Linked DNA regions of Mus musculus: regions 2 and 3 are each linked to region 1. A link is a loop called in an ENCODE intact Hi-C map of the cell type or tissue named here. Cell type or tissue: heart. All regions are shown on one strand.

Region 1 (8,000 bases):
CTCTCCAGTTTCTTTTCTTTTCTTTTCTTTTCTTTTCTTTTCTTTTCTTTTCTTTTCTTTTTTTTTTTTTCTGAGGCACTCACAACTATGAGTTTTCCTCTTACCACTGCTTTCTTAAGTTTTGGGATGATGTGTCTTTATTTTCAATAAATTCTAAAAAGCATTTAATTTCTTTCTTTACTTCTTCCTTGACCAAGCTATCATTGAGTAGAGCGTTATTCAGCTTCCACAGATATGTGTGCTTTCCCTTGCGTTTGATGGTATTCAAGACCAGCCTTAGTCCGTGGTGCATGGGTGCTAGGGTGCATGGGATTATTTCAATCTTCTTGTATCTGTTGTGGCCTGTTTTGTGACCAATTATTTGGTCAACTTTGGAGAAGGTACTGTGAGGTTCTGAGAAGAAGCTATATTCTTTTGTTTTAGGATAAAATGTTCTATAAATATCTGTTAGATCCATTTAGTTCATAACTTCTGTTAGTTTCACTGTGTCTTTGTTTAGTTTCTGTTTCCATGATCTATCCATTGCTGAGAGGGAGGTGTTGAAGTCTCCTACTAATATTGTGTGGAGTGCAATGTGTGCTTTGAGCTTTAGTAAAGTTTCTTATGAATGTGAGTGCTCTTGCATTTGGAGCATAGATGTTCAGAATTGAAAGTTCATCTTGGTAGATTTTTTCCTGTGACCAGTATGAAGTGTTCTTCCTTATCTTTTTTTTTTTTTTTGATAACTTTTGGTTGAGAGCTGATTTTATTCAATATTGGAATGGCTACTCCATCTTGTTTCTTGGGACCATTTGCTTGGAAAATTGTACTCCAACCTTTTACTCTGAGGTAGTGTCTGTCTTTGTCACTGAGGTGCCTTTCCTGTATGCAGCAAAATGCTAGGTCCTGTTTACATATCCAGTCTGTTAGTCTGTCTTTTTTTTTTTACTGGGGAATTGAGTCCACTGATGTTAAGAGATATTAAGGAAAAGTGATTATTACTTCCTGTTATTTTTGTTGTTAGAGGTGGAATTATGTTTATATAGCTATCTTCTTTTGGGTTTGTTGAAAGATGACTTTCTTGCTTTTTCTAGGTTATAGTTTCCCTCCTTGTGTTGGAGTTTTCCATCTATGATCCATTGTAGGGCTGGATTTATGGAAAGTCAACATGTAAATTTGGTTTTGTCATGGAATATCTTGTTTTATCCATCTATGGTAATTGAGAGTTTGGCCAGGTATAGTAGCCTGGGCTGGCATTTGTGTTCTCTTAGTGTCTGTATAACATCTGCCCAGGATCTTCTGGCTTTCATAGTCTCTGGTGAGAAGTCTGGTGTAATTCTGATAGGTCTGCCTTTATATGTTACTTGGCCTTTTTTCCCTTACTGCTTTTAATATTTTTTATTTAGTGCATTTTGTGTTTTGATTCTTGTGTGATGAGAGGAATTTCTTTTCTGGTCCAGTCTATTTTTGAGTTCTGCAGGCTTCTTGTATGTTCATGGGCATCTCTTTCTTTACGTTAGGGAAATTTTCTCCTATAATTTTGCTGAAGATATTTACTGGCCCTTTGAGTTGGGAATCTTCACTATCTTCTATACCTATTACCCTTAGGATTGGTCTTTTCATTGTGTCCTGGATTTGCTGGATGTAGAAACTCCTTGGGTTAGGAGTTTTTGCTTCTTGCATTTTCTTTGACTGTTGTGTCAATGTTTTCTACGGTACCTTTGGCACCTGAGATTCTCTCTTCCATCTCTTGTATTCTGTTGGTGATGCTTGCATCTACGACTCTTGATCTCTTTCCTAGGTTTTCTAACTCTATGTTTGTCTCCCTTTGTGATTTCTTTATTGTTTCTATTTCTATTTTTTGATCTTGGATGGTTTTGTTCATTTCCTTCACCTATTTGATTGCGTTTTCTTGTAATTTTTTTTTCTTTTTTTTTGGGCTTTTTTTTTTTGAGACAGAGTTTCTCTGTATAGCCATGGCTGTCCTGGAACTCACTCCGAAGACCGGGTTGGCCTCAAACTAAGAAATCCGCCTGCTTCTGCCTCCCAAGAGCTGGGATTAAAGGTGTGTGCCACCACCGCCCAGCAAGACTTTCTATTGACTTAAACCCACATTTGAGCAGTCTCCTCTGGTGGATAAGCTACAACATCCTTAAAGATTGGTTTTGCCTCTAGATGGCAGCTTCCATTTTGGATTTCCATACACAGAATTTTTAACTGGTGCTTATTCCATGGCCATATACCATATTACTTAATAAGTATCTCTGGGGACGGGGCCCAGACATCACTGTTCCCTCATGCCCCACAGTAGATGAACCCTCTGCATTTATAGTGCCATTATTTTTGACATTACCTGATATTATATTTTGCTATCTCTCAAGTATATGTCAGTTATTATATGTTATAAAGAACTTCTCATTCTAATGTTTTTTTTTGTTCTTTAAATGGTTTCCTAAAACAATCCCACCATTACTGAAATGTAGGAAAGCATCTTTACATTGTTTCTTTGTTCACTGCCAGTATTTTTATCCCAGAGCCCTCCCTTTCTTACTTGATATAAATGTATGAAGAAAAGGGGCCTCACAGAGGAAATGGATGTGCGATTCCGTTGTCTTAGTAACCGCTCCACTTCTAATCTCTCCTGAGTGACTCAGCCCAGGCAGGAACACTGTGCTTAGCAACCAGGAACAGGTAATAGCCTACTTTCCTCTTTGCTGTTCAGTGCTAAGAGGCTGAAACAAAGACATAAAGATCGTTGCCAGGGAGACCAAAGCAGAATCTATCAAAACCATTAAGGAGAAAATGTCAAGTATAATACAAAATGGAAGGCAGATCCATTTTGATACACCCACAATCTTGGATTGAGACGCTTACGTGTTCATTCAAAGGGCTTTTGTCGTGTGCACACAAGTGATTCTTCCTGTACAGATAACCACAAAGACATAATGAATTATTAGAGAAAGGGACACAGGAAAAGGAGAGAAGCCAGGCAGTAATGGGAGAAATAAGTTTTAAAAACCATGTATCTCGCTGGGTGGTGGCTCAAGCTTTTACTCTTAGCACTCAGGAAGCAGAGGGAGGTGGATCTCTGGGAGTTCGTGGTCTACAGAGTGAGTACCCACATAGGCAAGGGTACATGAAGAAACCCTGTCTCAAAAACAAACAAACAAACAAAAAAAAACCCAAGATAAATAAATAAACAAAAGCAAGTATTTCAAGACTCATTTCAACAACCATGCTCTATTTTAGCCCATATTTATATAGAATTGTTAAGCAAGCTTTACATGAAAGAAAATATATCTTCCTTTTGCTTATTAATAATTCCCATTAGGACATACCTGAACCTCAAGAACCTATGCTGTTTCTCTCAGCTCTGCCTTTATTGCACCTCCTGAACAGGCATGCGGGTCAGCTCAGCTGAGCGACAGCTGCTTACAAATAAGAAGGAAAAGAAAAGCTTCTGTGTCCTCATACATTGGCTGTGGGGTTTCTTGCTTATTCGTAAATCACTGATGGCTTACACTGATCCCCATACCAAATGCTGAAGGGAACAAGGGAAGAAAACCTTCCGCCTCTAGCCTTTGTATTAATAAAACCTTGCTTCCTGTCCTGGGGGGTCTCTTTGGGTCCCCCATCCTTATTATCCTGGTTAGTTAGTTAGTTTGTTTGTTTGTTTGTTTGTTTGTTTTTGATAGACTTGATACAAGCTAGAGTCATTTTAGAGGAAACCTCTATTGAGACAATACCTCCAACAGACTGGCATATTGGCAAGCCTGTAGGGCATTTTCTTGAATTAATGATTGATTCAAGACAGCCCAGCCCACTATGTCTGGTGCCAATCCTGGGTCCTGATTTGTGTTCAAAACAAACAAACAAACAACAAACAAACAAACAAACAGGTTGAGTCAAGCAATGGTGGTGCACACCTTCAGTCCTAGCACCCAGGAGGCAGAGGCAGATAATTTCTGGGAGTTTGAAGCCAGCTTTGTCTACAGAGCTAATTTTAGGACAGTTAAGGCATGTGAGGAGGCTAGGTTTAATCCCCAACCCATTATGCATTCTTATCACTGTAAGCTCAACTTCCTGGAATATGCTTACAGAGACACACAGACAGACACATAGACAGACAGACAGACAGACACACACACACACACACACACACACACACACCCCTACTCAAGTCTACGGCCAAGTCTTAATCTTAGAAGACACTGTAGACAGATATGAATACACCTTGTTTGCATAAAACTTTAAAGTGGTTTCACATTAACTTTCAAATTCCCTGGAAATCTCATTATTAGGACACATGTGACATCAGCATGGATCTTCTGAAGTTATTTCAGAGTATAAAAAGGGTGTGTTTGTCAAAAGTGAACACTGATTCTCAGACAAACATATCAGAAAGTAGTTGCCACAGATCATTTCCGCATCAGAAGAATCAGAAGGCCCTGTCTGACCACCTCTTTTCGTCTTTTGTAATAAAAAACATTAGCAGATATATTCAACTGTGTTGAAAAATATAGATACACGTCTAAAGTTCTGTATATAACATTCAAATGGAGGATGGGAGGACTTTAATGGCCTTCAGCAGTCCAGAAGATGCAGTTACTATTTATTACACTAGGGGCAGCAACGTATAAGGAATGGCAAAGTAAGCATTTCAATTACATTTGCACTGCAGTCTGCTAGATGACCAAATATTAATACCTCTTAATTAGACATCTGAATAATCAATAGTTTGGCTATATTTTTCTCATTTTAAGAGGATTTCTTGGGAAATGTCTGGTTCATATCTTTGTTGGGTTTTTTTTTTTTAAGCTAAAAGAAATTCTGTTCCCACCCTAAGCTCAACCCCCACCCCCACCCCAGATAACTTCATGAAGACAGTCTTGTCAGGATTTCATCAGACTCAGACATGGGGTACAATTAGACACTAAGAGTATGGGGCTGGCAGAAAGAATAGAAGGGACCAGAGGCAGAATTCAAGGTCTTTCTGAAGAGCAACTCCCAATTAACCCTGTAGGAAAATGTTTTGTGTGTGTGTGTGCACACGCGCGCACGCGCAAGTGTTTGTGCATGCTTCCCTACAAAATAATTATAAGGATTAATAGACGTCTATATGCTTAGTATTTGCCCATCCTCCACAAGAGCTTACATTTTGAATAGCAATTTTGTTTTTATCTCAAAGGTAACCAATCAAGCACACTCAGCTTCAGTTTCCTTGGTAACCGACCTCTGCTTCCTGTCTAGACTTCTGGTCATGAGAAGAGAGAAATGGAAAAATACTGGACTAAAGCAAGCAGGCTGCAAAATGGTTTTTCTTCTTACTGCAGTCTACTTCTCTGCCATTGTAGTCCACCCCACCCCACCCCCAAACATTAGCGAAGTCTGTTGGTGAGGGGGAGTGAGATGACGTCTACTTTTATGTATCTTTGCCTTTATATCTGCATCAATTTGGTCCTGACTAGTCACATCCTCAGCAGCACAGACATCTTTCTTTGTACTCCATCCCACCTCTCTTTCTTTCTGGGATATATTATTCTTGATTAGTCATAGCATGATCCACCACCTTCTTTTGCTCTCTTGCCCCTTCCCTTCCTGTCTTACTAAAGTAAGGGTGGGGAAAAGGCATGAGATACAGAGGAGACAGAGGCAGGTACTATTCATGGAAGCCCTGCCTTTGGAAAGCCCACGCTTTGTATGTACTAGCTCCTGCTAGTGTATTCGCATTAAATTCTAAAGGGTCCACAGAGACACACACAGAGAGATATACATAGACATATACAAACTCACACAGTCACAGACACACAGGCATGCATGCATGCATGCATACATACAGAGACACACACAGAGAGACAAACACAGTACACACACACACACACCCTAAGTCTGAAGAATTCCTGACAAGACTGTCTTATCATGGAGTCAGGTAGAGTGAAAAGAGCTAAGGGGAGGAGCAGAATTTCTTTTACCTTTAAAAAAACAGCAACAAAAATATGAACCCCAGCACCAAAACATTTCCCAAGAAATCCTCTTAAAATGAGAAAAATATAGCCAAATTATTGACTGTCCAAATTTCTAATAGGTATTACTATTTGGTCAACTATCAGAGTACAATGCAAATGTAAATGAAATGCTTAAATATTTTTTAAAAATCAAAAAAACTTTTTAAATTTTTAATTTTTTTAAAAAAATGGTTTTATTGAAATAAAAATACATTACTTCCCTCTCGTTTATTCCCTTCAGCACCTCCATCCCCACTCTCAGTTCGATTATATTTGTTACACACACACACACACACACACACACACACACACACACACCCTTCTGAGTCAGTTGTTGTTTATGTGTATATGGTTTCAAGGCTGACCATGCAGCACTAGGGCAACTAGTAAGAGGGCACATCCCTGAGAGGCTAATTCTCCTTCTCCCAACATATCTGCCTATAGTTCTCTGCCTAGGGGTGAGACCCTGCAAAATTTCCTCCTTCCGTGTTAACATATGCCACCAATAATGCCATTGCTCCTGTTACACAGCCATTTCTAGGACTGGTTGCTGACAGCAGGCTTCCTACTATTGTGGCTCTTAGAATCTTTACAGCCCCTCTTCTGCAATGTTCCCTGAGCTATATAAAAGCAGCAGCTGTGCTGAGGGTATATCTGTTGGGGCTGGGTTCCCCATGATTTGTTGATCGCTACATTATAGCCAGTTGTGGTTTTCTTTGACGGCTCCCATTGGTTGGAAAGGGAGGCTTCTTTGATGAGGGGTAGCTACAGTTATCTGTGGGTAGAAGGATCAGATTTAGAATGTAAAAGGAATTATGCTTATCTAGCAAACTGGTGGTAGTAGATTCTTTTCTAAAGTCCGGGCCCTCATTATCCTGGAGAAGCTGCCTCGGTTTCCTATACCAGATATGATTTCTCTACTGTTGAGTGGGCCTTAAGACCAATTAGACAGCTATTGGTTGCCATCAATGATATGAGAGCCACTTATTTATTGCATCTTTCTACTATCCTTCCATGCTGGTAACTGTCGTGGTTCATAGGAGTTGCAGATTGGTAGGGGTGTTTAATAGTTGCCCTCTCTTGGCAGCCTGAATAGTATTTTCTGAAACAGTGAAAGCTAGACCACAGGAAAGAATCTTTAAGCTCACATCCAGCTCACGTTATCCAAACCATGTGTTCTGAGTGTGTAGTATTGTATCTTCAGCAACAGGAGCCCACCTTCCTAACTGGTGAGAGGCAACCAAAGGATATATCTATAATCTGTATTGTTTTGGGAAGTCACTAGAACTACCCTGGCCAACCACTTGAAAGGAGGTTTCTTGTGCCTGGTACTGAAGTTTTGTTAGCCTATGGTTCTAGTGGAAAACATGTCAGTCGAAGTGGCTTAACTTCGTTTAATACACATACATACACACACACACACACACACACACACACACACACACACTACATAATTCATAATTTTAGGTAAATATAAAATCATGATTTGAGGCTTTGTCAAAGTCTTGTTCTCTGAAGGACAGCCCTGCCCCATCCTCTCCTGTACAGCACCTGTTCTCACTTGAAACCATCCCACCCTACCCTTCCACTCCTCTAGCTATGCCACCAACCCTCCCACAGTGCACCTCCCTGTGGCATTTATGAGGGTTTTGTACAAATCCACCTTTCTAGCTGGGTATAACAGTGTACCACTCTAATCCCAACACTGGAGAGAGTGAAGCATGACGATTGTAAATTCAGGACCAGCCTGGATCACATAGCTGCCTCACTCATACACATACAAAATGAAAATCTTGGGGTGATGATACATAACTTTAATCTCAGGACTGGGGAGGAAGGAAGAGGAAGAGGAAGAGGAAGAGGAGAAGAAGAAAAGGAAGAGGAGGAGGAGGAAGAGGAGGAGGAGGATTGTGACTTCAGGTCTAATTGGAATACCCAACAAACAAATACACAAACAAACCAGCAAAGCAAATCCAACTTATGATATCCCTCAATGCTAACAAGCCCCAAATATAT
Region 2 (8,000 bases), 610 kb after region 1:
AGGTAAGTCAACTAGAAGAGTAGGAAATGATTAGAGTGGTATACTTGGACTTGAAATTTGAAGACTTGGTCCATTTTACTGAGAATGAGAGGTCAGAACTCACCGCAGCAGTGAGAGGCTGAGTTAGCCAGAAGGTAAGTTTACATATGAGGAAGGTGAGTCTAAGAGTGCAGGATGGTGTATGAGACATCTATACCTAAGGCTTAAACATCCAGAAGAGTCCTGTAAACTCTCAACTGGAGCCCTCACACAGATCCTGAGCTACAGCTCCAGCTCCACAGACCGAGACCCAAACTGAACTTAGAAGAAAGTGCACACAAGCCCAAGTGAACTGCCAGGGAAAGGCTAGGTGCCCCCCCCCCCCCGCCCCATCAGAGTTCTGTTTTTTGTTTGATTTTTATTTTTAGTTTATGTAGGAGAGTACACAGTCGCTATATTAAGACACACAAGAAGAGGGCATCAGATCCTATTACAGATGGTTCTGAGTCATCATGTGGTTGCTGGGAATTGAACTCAGGACCTTTGGTAGAGCAGTCAGTGCTCTTAACCACTGAGCCATCTTTCCAGCCCCAGAGTTCTTTTCCCTATAAAAATTCATGAGCCTAGGGATCCCATCACACTTTACCTTGAGAGCAGACTGTGCTATTTAGTGAGACACTATCTCAAAAAGCAGGGCACTTTTCTTCTGTTTAACCTAGGTTCTGCCTAGAGCACACACATCCTCTGGTTTGGACACCCTTATGTTATGCATAAACCATACGGCCAGACACAACATCCATGACAGCATACATTGTATAAATGAACACTATGAGGTAAATCTCTGCCGACTCCCAGATAAATAATTTCTAGGGACCAATATCTCCCTTTCTATGAGCCCCAGCTTTTTCAATGGATAATCAGGGCACATTCACACAAATATTACAGGGCTGCTGTGAGGATTAACCAAGAAATTCTAATTAAAATAAAAAGTTATAAGTATGGTATTGAGGCTGGGCTAAACTTCTGTCAATTTTCACAGAGTGATTTTGAGGGGACACTTTCTCAGATTAATATTTAAAATTCCAATGAATGATGTATTAGCAATTCAACCCCTTTTTATTTTTTAATTTTTAATTTTTTTTTGATACAGGGTTTCTCTGTGTAGTCCTGGCTGTCCTGGAACTCACTCTGTAGACCAGGCTGGCCTCAAACTCAGAAATTCGCCTGCCTCTGCATCCCAAGTGCTGGGATTAAAGGCGTGTGCCACCACGCCCGGCTCAACCCCCCTTTTTAAATGTATAGGTGGGCCCTATTAAATTGTGACAGGATATGGAATAATAAGCCTATTGTAAACTAACATTTGAGGGAACATATTTTTTTCATTATATTTGATATCAAGAAATATATGAAGCCTTCGAGAAAAAGCCATGTAAATAAAATGTTTGCCACTCTATGAACAATGGAGAGGTGTTGCTTCCTCCCCTCTAGAAACTGACCTAGATGGAAACCCCAAAAGAACAATAGCTCTTGCCTAGGAGAAGCCAAAGCTTAAAAGTTCCTGGAATTTCTAACTGTTGGGTCTTACCTATAATGGTATCCATGAACTATGAATTTCAGATGAGGGTTTTAATCAAAGATTAATATTTATAGAGAAAAGTGTGTTTCATTTCTATTTATTGAAATAAGAACTTTCTGAAAGAATCATATCAATGGTAACAATCTGCTACAGCCTGATATTTTGAAGTTAGAAGATCTACTTTCTGGTAAGAAGTTGAGACAAAAACTCTAATCACCTTTTAAATATATCTCTTTCAAGCCTTCAGTAAACTATTGTATTTTTAATGTTAAATGTTTTGAACACATACTTTCAATAACTTAAACAGTAAATGGGAATACTGTTGTTTGTCCATTTTTTCTGTTATCTTCAATATATGACAGTATTATGTTTGAAAACCCATTTTATTAAACAAACTCACACATTCCAGTCTGGCCTCAAATCTGCTATGTAGGAATAATCTCTTGTGCACTCTGTTCATTTTTAAGGCAGGGTCTTATGTAGCCCATTTGCTATGTAGCCAAAGATAACCTTGAGTTCCTAATCTTCCTGCCTCTCCTTGTCAATTATTGGGAGACATGTGCTATCAAGTTATCAAGTGGGGTTTTTGTTGTTGTTGTTGTTATTTTGTTTTGTTTGTTTTTCAAGACATGGTTTCCACCTCCCAAGACAGGGTCTCACTCTGTAGCCCAGGTTGGTCTGAAGCTGATTATTAGACCAGGTAGGCCTTGAACTCCCAGAAATCCTGCCACCATCTCTCATGAAGTTGGATCACAAGTGTAAGCCACTAAACATGGCTATTTGCTGTTTGGGGACAGATAGACAGCCAAATGTGTGCACTAAACACACACACATGTACACATAGGCACACAACCACAAACACACATACACACACACCATGCTGGGCATTGAACCCAGAACCTCAGTTACAATAGGCAAGTACTTTGTCATGAAGCTATGCCATAAGAGAAAGAGTGTAGGAGAAATGGGAGGAGCAATGCCCAGCATGGCATTTGTGTGTGTGTGTGTCTCTGTGTGTATGTTTTGAACGGAAATCACCCCTTCCCTTTTCTTCCAGAATGGAGAATGAAAGGGAATACTGAAGAATGTGGTTTCCAGGTTGCTGTAGTTGGATGAAGGTATACTAGCTATTGTTCACTTCTGTTTTATTCAAAGGATAATCTACAGACCAGTATCACCTGGGAGCTTTGTAGGCCCAAAGGCTCTCAAGCCCTACTGACTTGGAACTAGGTTATAATAAGACCCCAATGTGATTTGTATGGGCATTAGAATTTGGGAAATGCACTACCTTAATCTAAATTGAGCTGACTTGGGGCCTGTGTACATTTTTTAATTTAATTTAATTTAATTTAATTTAATTTAATTTAATTTTACTAGAGGGCAGGATACCACAGTTGACAGCCCCAAATCATATCCAATGGGAAGATATTGTCATTTGTATAACCCTATAAGGTCTGGGTGTAAATCAATGGTAGAGCACCTGCCTATCGTGCACAAAGCCCTGGGGTCCATCCTCAGGACCAGGGAGTAAAACCATCTTCCAACAGAGATAGGGGTTTGCACACACAATTCCAGAATTCAAGGGGGTAGGGGTAGGAGGACCTCTGGTTCTGGGTCAGCCTGTGGGAGACAGTAGAATCCTGTCTTTAAAAAAAAACAAAACAAAAAGAAAACAAAACAAAAACAAAACCCTAAACTAAACTGCCCACAACATGATTTCTGTTATCAAAAGAATAGTTAATGAATCCTGAGAGACCAAGTACAACATAAATGTCCACTAGAGCCTGGATCTTCTTTGGGGAAATTAGGTTTGGAAGATTTTTTTTTTTTTGAATGAAGAATCAAAAACACCAGCAATAACAGAAATCTGCTATAGAAATGTCCTTAGGGGGAACCAAATTCTTTTCCGCAAGAAGAGGAATTTCAGAATTTGAAAGAGAATGCCTGGGGAAATCGTGGGGAAAGGGGAGAATGGGAGTTTATGACAGACAAACCCCGCCTCAGTCTGAACCCAGGGCCACAGAGCAAGTACTGTCTTTGAGGAGTATTTAAGTATATAGTAGGAAAAGTGGCCAGATAGGCCCGCAGCGGCAGATGGAAGCTGACTAGTGGTCAATAGCGACACGTTGTGGCAATGACATACACTGACAGTCATGGCAGTAGAACATCCTTCAGTCCCCACCCCTTTGTATCTGAGCAGCCTCCTTTGCTGTGTGTATCAATTCCTGGATAAGCTAGAGGAAGCAAACATCCAAGAGCACGGTAATGGACAACTTGTTGGTGAATAAAAGTCCAAACCTACAGTGGTTTTCATTTAATTGGAGAAATACAAAATCATGAATACTTCAACTTCTAAAGTTGAAGTTTGTTCATATAACCACATATCCATGCTATTGTTAGTTGTCTTTTCCTAACCAGAATAAACAGAGAGGACAGGGACTCAGTTCATCTTACTTCTGCCTGCCGTCCCAGAACATAATGCGTGGTAGACGGTCAATAAATGCTTTGATTTTGCTTGCTTTTTAAATTTGCAGTTTCATTTTATGTGTATGGACAGATGTTTTGCCTGCATGAAGCCCAGATTGGCCTGGAACTGGTGGCAATCTTCCTGCTGAGATTATAGGCACGAGCCACCACCAATTAAAACAAATGTGTGTGAAATTAATGTGATAGGGACTTCAATATTCAAAGATGTAAGCCTCCATAATTGAACAAATCCAAAAGTAGCCCTTCTTTACTGCAGTAACAGTCCTTTTCCACTGGGGGCTTCCCTGAGCTGCCACCAACAGTGGCCAGGGCTGTCTCCCAGCTTTTGCTCTTTTTCAGTGATCCTCTCCTCCATCCAATACCATTTTCTACTTTTCTGTAATACCATTTTCCTAAACCCCTCACTTCCTGTAATGCCACCATCGCCATTCCTAACAATTCCTTATCAGATCCAGTATTCCTTAAATCTTTCTGCAAAGGGAAGTCCCTCCAAAAGTGACCGCTATTTTCCTCTTAATTAATTAATTTATTTATTTTGGTTTTTTGAGACAGGGTTTCTCTGTATAGCCCTGGCTGTCCTGGAACTCACTCTGTAGACCAGGCTGGCCTCCCTAATGCTAGGATTAAAGACATGTACCACCTTCTGGGATGCCTCAGGATATGGTGTCTTCAGGAGAGCAGACTAGCTAGCAGTCTGTCCCAGCAGAAAGGACTGAGCCTGGATTATTCACTCTTTAGGTTCAAGTTTTCCCTCTAGCATCTTCTGCTCTAGGGCTGAATTTATAGATAGATATTGCTTAAATTTGGTTTTATCATGGAATATCTGTTTTTTCCACCTATATTAATTTGGAGTTTTGCTGGGTATAGTACTATGTCTAGCCTGGCATCTTAGTCTTTTAGAGTCTACAGCACATCTGTCCAGACCCTTTGGCTTTATTGAGTCTTTATTGAGAAGTTGGGTATAATTCTAATAGGCCTGCCTTTATATGCTACTTAGTCTATTTCCCTTGCAACTTTCAATATTATTTCTTTGTTCTGTATTTTTGGTATTTTGATTATTATGTACCAAGGGGACTTTCTTTTTTGGTCCAGTCTATTTGGTGTTCTATATGCTTCTTATATGTTGATAGGCATTTTCTTCTTTAGGTTGGAGAACTTTTCTCCTATGATTTTGTTGAAAACATTTTCTGGGCCTTTGATCTGAGCTTCTTCTATTCAATATAGTACTCGAAGTGCTAGCTAGAACAATAAGACAATGAAAAGAGTCAAGGGGATACAAATTGGCAAAAAAAGAAAGGTATCACTATTTGCAGATGATATGATAGTATACATTAGCAACCCCAAAAATTCTACCAGAGAACTTCTCCAGCTGATAAACAACTTCAGCAAAGTGATTGGATATAAAATTAACTCAATCCCAGCACTTGGGAGGCAGAGGCAGGTGGGTTTCTGAGTTTAAGGCCAGCCTAGTCTAAAGAGTGAGTTCCAGGACAGCCAGGGCTACACAGAGAAATCCTGTCTCGACCCCTCCCCCCAAAAATAAATAAATAAAATTAACTCAAATAAAACAGTAGCCTTCCTTTATACAAAGGATAAACAGGCTGAGAAAGATATTAGAGAAACAACTCCCTTCACAATAGCCACAAATAGTATAAAATATCTTGAGTAACTCTAGCCAAACAAGTGAAAGTTCTGTATGACAATAACTTCAAGTCTCTCAAGAAAAAAATTGAAGAAGATCTCAGAAAATGGAGAGATCTCCCATGCTCATGGATTGGAAGAATTAACATAGTAAAAATGGCCATCCTACTAAAGGCAATTTATAGATTCAATGCAATCCCAATCAAAATTCCAGCACAATTCTTCAAAGACATGGAAAGAGCACTTCTCAAATTCATCTGGAAAGGGAAAAAACCCAGAATAGCGAAAACAATTCTTAACAATAAAAGAAAGGCGGGGGGGGGGGATCACCATCCCTGACCTCAAACTATACTACAGAGTAATAGTGATAAAAACTGCATGGTATTGGGACAGGGACAGACACGTTGATCAGTGGAATAGAATTGAAGACACAGAAATAAAACCACACACTTACACACATTGATATTTGACAAAAAAAGCCAAAAATATACAGTGGAAAAAAAGAAAGCATCTTCAATAAATGGTGCTGGTCTAACTGGCTGTCTATATGTAGAAAAATGAAAATAGAACCATATTTGTCACCTTGCACAAAGCTCAAGTCCAAATGGATCAAGGACGTCAACATAAAACCAGATACACTGAATCTAATAGAAGAGAAAGTGGGAAAGAGCCTTGAACTCATTGGCACAGGGAGAAATTACTAAATAGAGCTACAGTGACTCACACTCTAAGATCAAAAATTGATAAATGGGACCACATGAAAGTGGAACGCTTCTGTAACGCAAAGAATATAGTTAATAAGACAAATCAGCAACCTACAGATTCAGAAAAAAAATCAGATGTGGGGTTACCACATCTGATAGAGAGGTCTGATATCCAAAATATATAAAGAACTCAAGAAGCTAACCACCAAAAACCCAAACAACTCAATCAAAAAATGGGGTATAGAACTAAACCAAGATTTCCCAACAGAGGAATCTCTAGTGGCTGAGAAGCACCTAAAGAAATGTTCAAAGTCCTTAGTAATCAGAGAAAAGCAAATCAAAACGACCCTGAGATTCCACCTTACACCAATCAGAATGGCTAAGATCAAAACCACAGGTGACAACACATGTTGGAGAGGATGTGGAGAAAGAGGAGCACTCCTCAATTCTTGTGGGATTGCAAACTGGTACAACCACTCTGGAAATCAATCTGTAGATTCCTCAGAAAATTGGAAATAGATCTACCTGAAGACCCAGCTATAGCACTCTTGGAAATATACACAAAAGATGCCCCACCATGCCACAGGAGCACAAGTTCTACTGTGTTCATAGTGGCCTTATCTGTGATAGCCAGAAGCTGAAAACAACCCAGATGTTCTGAAACAGAAGAATGGATACAGAAAATGTTTTGGTTTTTTGTTTTGTTTTGTTTTGTTTTTTTGTTTTTTACACAATGGGATACTACTTAGCTATTAAGAACGAGGATATCCTGAGTTTTGCAGGCAAATAGGAGGAACTAGAAAATATCATCCTGAGTAAGGTAACTTAGACCCAAAAGGACATGTATGATATGTACTCACTAATACATGGATATTAGTCAAAAAAAAAAAAAAAAAGGTACAGAATACCCAAGATACAGTCCACAGAACTCAACATAGTTCAACAAGCTGAAGTGCCCAAGTGAGGATGCCTCAGTCCCACTTGGGAGGGAGAAGCAGGGGTTGGGGGAAGGGAGGGAGGAACCCGGAAGGAAAAGGGGATGGGGTATGTGAAGAGGGTAACATGATCAGGTATTGGGTGGGGGGTAACAAGACTGAAGCCCGGAGTATTCAGCCAATGAGCTTCCCTTCCTAGGCATTCCTTCTCAAAAAAGGTATTTAATCCTTGGTTCATCCTGAATGAGGTGTATATTCACATCCACCTTCAAATACAGCAGTTTGAACAAGTAAGGGCCATCTATCTCTTCATCAAAGGTTAAGAGCCACGTCTAAATCTCCAGGAGAGGGCCTTCTCTCTTGCAGCCCCTCTGAACTCTCAGCACTCACTAGGAAGGAAACCAAGTTCCACTTCCATCCTGGGCTCTGTCTTCCCCTTCTTGCCAGGTGTGTGGATGCCCTTAGGGTAAGCATGGACCAGGGATCCTGCTTGGTTCACAACTTCCAGCAGTTTGCCTGCAGTGCTGGGAACCACAGCAATCGTCCCATACTCCAAATTCTGCTTTTTCCCACTTCAGGAAACAGGGACTGAAGACCACCATTATGGACTGAATTTTGCCTCCCCTGAATGGTATTCTAGCATCATTCCAGGCACCCCAGCAGCAGGCAGGATGCAGC
Region 3 (8,000 bases), 1.6 Mb after region 1:
GCCAGTGCTTTGGGGCTGGTCCAGCTAGGGTGTTGGTGGCGACTGCAGGTGGGGCGCGCGGGGGCGGGTCGGGAGAGCTGGGTGGGGGCAGGGGCGGGGGGCGGGCCGGCGGCCGGGGCGGTCCCGCGCGGCCGCGCTGCGCAGTGACTCCGCAGCGGGCGGAGCGCCGTGGGCCGCGTCCTTCCGAGCCCTGGCGGTGGCGGTGGCGGTGGTGGTGGCGGCGGCGGCGGCGGCGGCGGTAGCCTTAGCTCCTGCGCCCCGTGCCGCCGGCCCCAGCGCTGTCTCCCGGGCCCCCTAGGGCCCCCGGGCCCCCGAGCCCGGTGCGCGCCCTCGCGTCCCGCCGGCCCCCTCCCCCGGCTGGGCCCGGGGGAGGGTGGCGCCGTGAGCGAGCGGGGACTGGGCTCTCCTGCCCGTTCCCCTGTCCCTGGGCCGCCAGGATGGAGGCGGGGTCCGGTCCTCCGGGTGGCCCGGGATCTGAGAGCCCCAACCGGGCGGTGGAGTACCTGCTGGAGCTGAACAACATCATCGAGAGTCAGCAGCAGCTGTTGGAGACCCAGCGGCGGCGCATAGAAGAGCTGGAGGGCCAGTTGGACCAGCTCACCCAGGAGAACCGCGACCTGCGGGAGGAGAGCCAGCTGCACCGTGGGGAACTGCACCGGGACCCCCTTGGCGCACGGGATAGTCCTGGCCGCGAAAGCCAGTACCAGAACCTGCGTGAGACCCAGTTCCACCACCGCGAGCTGCGGGAGAGCCAGTTCCACCAGGCGTCCCGGGACGTGGGCTACCCGAACCGGGATGGCGCTTACCAGAACCGGGAAGCTATCTATCGGGATAAGGAGCGAGAAGCCTCCTATCAACTTCAGGACACTACCGGTTACACAGCCCGCGAGCGCGACGTGGCCCAATGCCACCTGCACCATGAGAACCCAGCCCTGGGTCGCGAGCGTGGCGGGAGGGAGGCTGGGCCAGCGCACCCGGGCCGCGAGAAGGAAGCCGGCTATTCCGCGGCGGTGGGCGTGGGGCAGCGGCCACCGCGGGAGCGGGGCCAGTTGAGTCGTGGCGCATCCAGAAGCTCCAGTCCTGGCGCTGGCGGAGGTCACAGCACCAGTACCAGCACCAGCCCGGCTACAACCCTCCAGAGAAAGTAAGGAATGTGTTTGCGGCCCCCACCCCACCCATTCCTTTCCCTCTAGATCCCTCTCCAACTTAGCTGGCAGATAAAGTATATGAAGCCCATGCCTGATCCCATTTCCTGCTTCGCCTGTCCCAATCGGGAGAAGGTTCTCCTCAACCGGCTGACATGCTTTCCCTAGCCACCACACATTGGTTTGGTCAGACGAGTGCGGGCTTCTTTTCCCTGTAGAACCAAAGCCAGTTAGAGACTAAAGCAATTCCCACTACCTCCCTCCACTTCTTCAGCCCCTAGCTGTATCCTTTCCAGAGGATGGATTAAATAATTTTTAGACAGAGGTGGTATCAACTCAAGCCCCCTAAAGAGAGAAACACTCCTACACACCTTTTTTTTTTGGGGGGGGGTGATCTCGTCTCGAGGCAGGTGGGGACCAGAATGGAACTGCAGCACATCTTGGCATGGGGAGGGGGGGTGATGGTGGCAAAGATGGGGGAGCAAAGATGGAGGCTAGGCCCTTGGTTAGTTTCTCAAAGTCCAGCTGGTCTCCACCCTTCAAGAAAAACAACACCCATTTAAAGAGCCCTACCAGGAAGGGAAGTCCATAGATCTCCCATCTGTTGGATCAGCTTCAGACCTGTGCTGGGGTTTGTACATGTGTCTGAGACAGGTTAGGAATATTTTCTGAGTTGATGGGACATGGACAGGATCTACTTTTCCTATGTAGATCCCATTGTGTGCTGATTGGGATAAATGTATTAGGCTGTGAGTCAAGGGCACGAAGGCTCACAGGGATGCCCTAAAGGCCCTCCTATTGCTTTACTGCTATACTGAAAAGAACATTGAATTGGGAGATGGGAGAACTGGCGTCCCCTTCCAGCTCTGTTGCAGATTGGCTTTGTGACCTTGACTGAGTCCCTTCTTTTGCCAGTCTATGATTTCCCCTAGATATTTTTTTTAAAGCCAGGGACTGCCAACTGAGATTCAATGGGTATGTTACTAACCCAACCACACCAAAGAGCAAGTCTGAAGTCCTTTAGCAAATGGACAGGCTTCCCCCTCCTCTCACTGCTCAGCTGGTCCTACCATGTGCCACAACTAGTGGAGTGTCTCTTGGAGGCTGGGCTGGGGGTGGGGAAGCCTTCTGCCTCAGGAAATCTGCCGGGAGACAGCTCTCTGCAACTCCCCCATGGTGAGGCAGCAGGCTGGGGTGCTGGGTTGAGATGGCTGGGCCCCAGGAGCAGCAGCTGCAGCTTGAGGGCTTGGCTGGGCTCCACTGCAGTGCACCCTCAGCTGAGTGTTGAGGTAGAAGGACAGCCCCAGAATGGGGGGCAGAGAAAGACTGGATGGGGCATTGTGGTCCTTGAGCCTGGTTGCAGACTTCTCTAGAGGGGTCAGGCCTGTGATGGAGGGAGCAACCTCAATATGTATGGCTCCAGGGGGCAGATCCAGGAACAGAGGGAACATCTGAGATAAAATCAAGAGAACTTTTCAACCTAGCCAGTTGTGATGCAGTACATTGCCTCAAGGGATGGGGGTGGTGGCTGGCCTGAGTGGTCCAGTTGAAGTCTAAAGGGGGTCTGAGAGAGCTGGAGGAAGCATATAGTTCCTGATTTGAGCATTAAGCCCAATGAAAAGACCTGAATCTTTCTCAATTTCCGAATTCCATTGCTCTCAGATTCTCTACCCTGCAGACATCAGGTCTGATTTTCTTGGCTGGCTGGAAGCCCATTTGCCCTTCTGCCATCCTTGCGGGCCTGCTTCTGACTCCTTCCTTCTTTTTGTACACTTTCCAGGTTGCTTGTTGGAATCCCTTGCATCACATTTCCTACTGGCTAATAAAGAGGTTTAAATAACACTTTGGGTTTCTCTCAACCACATATTAACTGCTTGCCTATCTATGATTGCTTCCTTTGGACTTCACAGCCCAGCCCACTCAGTGAGCATCAGCAACTCCATTTTAGAGAGGGAGAAACTGAGGCTTCAAGATGAAGGGGCCTTATTCAAGGTTATGCTACTATTTGCTAATGGAGCTGCGACTAGAATCTAAGTCTGCCTGTCTTAAAGGCATGTTATTTGTTCCCTACAGCTTAACTACTCCTAGGAGTCTTGGCCTCAGGACCTGCTGAGGTACTGAACTGGGAAAAGCCAAAAGAGCCTTAGGTATCTCCAGGTTTTGAACTAGAAGAGATGGGTCTGGAATGAGTGGAGGAGTTGATGAGAAGAAAAGACAGCTGTCTTCCTCTTTCCCACCTTCCTCCTTGCCCGGTGTCAGGAGAACCTGTAGCCATTGCTGTAACCAATGCTGCTGCAAGCGACTCCCCTGCTAGGCCTGTTCTGGGTTTGTAAGGAGTGGGTGAGAAGGCTGCTGTTGGAAGCGCGGGCAGGCAGGGTGGGAGTTCAGCAGCTGAGGCTGCAGCATTGGGGGAGGACAGGCAGAGCTGGTACAGGCTGGGCTCTGTTGGGCCCCAGGCTCCCTCTGGTGGACAGACTAGGAAGACTAGGGCCTGGGTCAAGATGTAGCTTGTTGGGAGCCTGTTCTGCCCCAGACTCAGTTCTCCCAACAACCCTTTGTGCATCTGTCATTACCATCATGTCACAGCATAAGAAACCCAGGGCTCTGAGAAGTGATGTCCATCAGAGGTCATGCTACTAACACAACATGCTCCCGTTCCTGTGAACTGGGCCTTCTTTGCTTTGGGCATCACCCATCCTTATTCGGATCATTTACCCAGGACTCCCACATCCTTCCCTACTGCTCTTCTGGACAGGTTCCAGAATGCCAGAATCTCTGCTGCCAGGCTCTGGGTGTGGCCTTCCTAGTGTGACAGAAAGCAACATGAGTCCCTACCTCCTTCTGGTCACTGCTACATGAGGATTTAGTTGTTTGCTTACTAGTTGTTGATCCTGACTAATACTCAGATCTTTTTATGTGGAGCTCTCACCTCCTGCCATGATTTAAAAAGAGATCTTTTTTTTGGTTGTTAAGCTTGGTTCCCCCCCCACCCCACCCCCAACACACTACAGTTCTGGCACATAGAATGATTTCTAGAGGCTAGGACTCACTGCTGAGTGCCCTGTGCCCAAGAGAGCTCTGTTCCTACATTTTCTGCATGGGCCTAGCTTTTATCTCTGCTGTATGCAGTGGTGGGTTGAAGCCAGTATAGTGGTAACTGTCTATCCTCTGCTCCCTCCTCCCCACCCCACCCCCCTGTGCAAGCTAGCTCACATTTAGATACTGAACCTAGAGAACGCCAGCGTGGTGTTCTTGGCACCCAGGGCGATGCATAGTCCTACCATTTCACTGCTGAACTATCATCATGTGCGTGTGCTGGGTTGTCAGCATGCTCCCCATAGGGGCCCAGGCTACTGAGAAAATGAATACGTGAGAGCAATCCCAGGGTGAGGCTCTGGGGGAAGTCTGTCCCCTTTGGCGTGCTGGATTCTTTTTCTAGGGTGTCTCTCTTTCCTTTTAGGAGGGAAACTATTTATTGTCCCCTCTGCCGTGTTGTGAGCATTATGCTGGTATGGGAGAAAATGATAACGTTAAGTTTAAGGAGAATTGGGAGTCTTGCTTTCTCTGTCTGGATCTGGGGCAAGAATGGGGTTGTTGTCATCCACAAATATTTCTTGGCTGTGTTCACAGAGCAGGAGGGGCCACCAGGCTTAGCAAACACCATGCTCTTGGCACTTGCAGAGCCCTCTTCCCACCAGCCAGGAAGACAGGGTTTCGGGCTTAGTCAGGCCATAGACAGTACAGAGGACAAAGTGAACCGAAAGGGTGGGGTTCCTCAGAGGATAGAGGGACCAAAGTGAGCCAGGCCACTGTTTGAGGACCTGGGCAGTAGAGGAAGGTGCTTTGAAGAAGTGCACAGTCCCTTGGTGTTCAATTGACGTTCGCTGCCTGTTCTTTCTCTGTCCACCTACCTACTATGGCCTCTGAATTTGCTGGGGGCAGAGTAAAAGCCTGGAGCATGGTGAAGAGGCCCTGTTCATATTGAGTCTCAGCTTTCTGGGTGGTAGGCACTATCCTATGCAGCTTTATGTAATAATAGCTAACATTTTTTTTAGTGCATTTACTGTGTGCTGGACACTGCCTTCTATGTGCTTCCCATGGAATCATTCCTTCTGTCTTCACATGCATCCCTTTATGTAAATTGTTATTAACTCCATTTTACGGATGAAGAAGCTGAGGTCTAGAAACTTCAGGTAACACAGCCAAGGTCCCTAAGTGAATACGTGGCAGGACTACAAAAGAGCTAGTAGGAACCCAGGCTGGGCTCCAGAGCCTGTAGCATTCTTGACATTCTTACCCATCAGGCAGCCCCATGTCTTATCTCATTGTCACAAACCCCTTGCCAGGTGGGTGTTACTGCTATCCTCAGATGAGGAAATGAGGAATCAGAGAGGAGCTGTAAAGGAACCTGCTGATGAGACCTAGAATTGTATGGCTCTCAATCGTTCAATGCACTGTTCCCTGCCAGAAGAGGGGTTTAGAGACATGGACCATAGTCACGACTCCGGCTTTCCTCCGACAGAGGTTCCCTCTTACAATTACCTCCTGATTGTTGCCACCATGTATTTCTGTTAAGCCTCTGAATAGCTGGAGCCAAGCCATGTCTTCAGTCTGGCTCCTATGTTTTTCATTGTCTTTCTGTTTCTGTCCACAGATTCCCCTTCTCTCATTTTTGTGAGTCCCTTGTCCTCAGTCCAGACTTGAGTTAGCCTTGTGCTGCCATCATCAGCTCACTCAGGTCTCTGTGATTTGACTAATGCTGTTCCCTCATCTTTGGTTGAATTTTTAAGGTTGAATTAGCTAACACCTCTTCACACCTCTCCTGTGTTTATTTGGTGGTCCTTAATTTGTTAAAAAAAATTCTATTTTGTGTCTGTGGCTTTTTTTTTTGCTTGCATGTATGTATGTGTACCACATATGTGCCCATGGAGGCCAAAAGAGGGCACTAGATTCCCTGAACTGAAACTGTTAGCTGCCATGTGAGTTGCTGAGAATCAAACCTGGGTCTTCTAGAAGAACGAAAAGTACTTTTAATTATTGAGCCATCTCCCAAGCCCTTGTTGGTCCTTCTTCATTTTTTTTAAAGATTTATTTATTTTTTATTATATGTAAGTACACTGTAGCTGTCCTCAGACATACCAGAAGAGTCCATTGGATCCCATTACAGATAGTTGTGAGCCATCATGTGGTTGCTGGGATTTGAACACAGGACCTTCGGAAGAACAGTCAGTGCTCTTAACCATTGAGCCATTTCACCAGCCCTTATTGGTTGTTCTTAATGCTCAGTTTATCCTTGGCGTTTGCAATGAGCAGATTATCCTTTTTATCTTCTTTTTAACCTTTTTTTTTTTAACTTTATGTATAGGGAAGTTTTGCCTGCACATCTGTGCTCAGTGTGCATTCTCTGCTTGTAGAGACCAGAAGAGGGCATCAGATCCCCTGGGACTGCAGTTACAGATTGTGGGTGCTGGAAATTAAACCTGGGTCCTCTGTAAGAGCAACTAATGCTATTAACCACTGAACCATCTCTCTAGCCCCAGGTCTAGCTTTTTACAATACCTCCGTAGTTGTTCACATCTTGTGCCTCCTACTAGCCTCTAAAACAGCAGTTCTCAATCTGTGGGTTGCAACTCCTTTGGGAGTTGCATATCAGCTATCCTGCATATCAGATATTTACATCACAATTCATAACAGTAGCAAAATTACAGTTATGAAGTAGCAACAAAATAATCTTATGGTTGGGGGTCACTGCAACATGAGGAGCTGTATTAAAGGGCCCCAGCATCAGGAAGGTTGGGAAACCCTGTGACTTAACTGACATGTATTGAGTACAAGTTTTGTATTGGATTCTGTGCTTGGTGCAGGGGGCATAACAAAGGGCCGAAGAACTTGGAAGTACTTTGCATAACACATAGCTGCCCAGTCAATTCTGAGTAAACACATGAATGTCTAATTAAGTCCTGGTGAGCTAATGGCCCAGTACCTCAGTTTTTCTTTATTCTGGACTCCTTTTGAGAGAAATGTCAACTTCAAAATTCTCTTGGCCTTTTCCACTTGCTCCCTGGAGGCATTTGGCTTATGACTTTCCTGCCTTTTACACCCAGTGGTCTCCCAATTCATATAGTGACAGAGAAGCAGGATTGGATGAGACTTTTAAAGATATACAGGCTGCCGGGCGTGGTGGCGCACACCTTTAGTCCCAGCACTTGGGAGACAGAGGCAGGCAGATTTTTGAGTTCGAGGCCAGCCTGGTCTACAGAGTGAGTTCCAGGACAGCCAGGGCTACACAGAGAAACTCTGTCTCGAAAAACCAAAAAACCCAAAACCCAAAAACCAACCAACCAAACAAAAATATACAGACCAACTGCTCATCATTGTATCTCCTTAGCATGCCATGTCTGTGTCATGCGACATTCTTGATCCTTGGAACAAAATCCTCTCCCTTGAGTGAACCAGGCAGTCCTGTACAGGACCTGTATGCAGTTCACCCAAGTCTGGTTACAAGTTGTTGATTTATAAATTTTTCCATTTCTTTTCCCCTTTTTGTTTCCATCCAGTCTTTATTGAGAAGATAACCAAGGCCACGCACAGCATCTTGGGGTGGGAATAGACTTGGCCTTTTTGGTTCCTTCCCTGGCAGGAGCCAGTGTCACAGGGAAGAAAGGTGAAGAGATGCCTTATTTCCTCCTTGGTGGGGATCGGCTAAGGCTAGACAAGAATAGATGATACTTCCCTGCCCCCTAGAGGCGAAATGCGACAAACACCGTGAAAACAGTCCTATCATATCTTAGCCAAAACAAAGATGGCTAGGCCAGTTATATGACTGATTGGGATTGTTCCTCTCATGCTTTAGAT

The links. Peaks named below come from ENCODE experiments on the same cell type or tissue, not always from the same donor. Only the 100,000 strongest peaks of a DNase experiment are listed, where the experiment ranks them.
Region 2: it touches region 1 in a loop (9-fold over the local background); 14 of 42 quality-filtered maps call a loop at or near these places.
Region 3: a loop joins it to region 1, with 5 times the contacts of the local background. A loop is called at or near these places in 6 of 42 quality-filtered maps.

What each region holds. Positions count from the first base shown.
Region 1 is chrX:150,506,237-150,514,236 of GRCm38, forward strand. It overlaps a transcript of Apex2 not described here. Among named protein-coding and RNA genes, the nearest start is that of Alas2, 37 kb to the right of the region's middle. In heart, a CTCF peak has its summit at 4,598; no DNase peak of the experiment used is centred here; H3K27ac peaks cover 398 bases.
Region 2 is chrX:151,113,309-151,121,308 of GRCm38, forward strand. No RefSeq gene overlaps it. Among named protein-coding and RNA genes, the nearest start is that of Tsr2, 21 kb to the left of the region's middle. In heart, CTCF peaks have their summits at 3,679 and 4,315; no DNase peak of the experiment used is centred here.
Region 3 is chrX:152,144,036-152,152,035 of GRCm38, forward strand. Iqsec2 (IQ motif and Sec7 domain 2) reads left to right here and starts at 233. Exons shown (of 15, transcript NM_001114664.2): 1 at 233-1,144. The coding sequence starts at 438. In heart, CTCF peaks have their summits at 3,616 (motif pointing left) and 7,891 (motif pointing left); DNase peaks (open chromatin) are centred at 116, 396, 3,576, 4,836 and 1 weaker place; H3K4me3 peaks cover 1,683 bases; H3K27ac peaks cover 717 bases; H3K27me3 peaks cover 4,667 bases.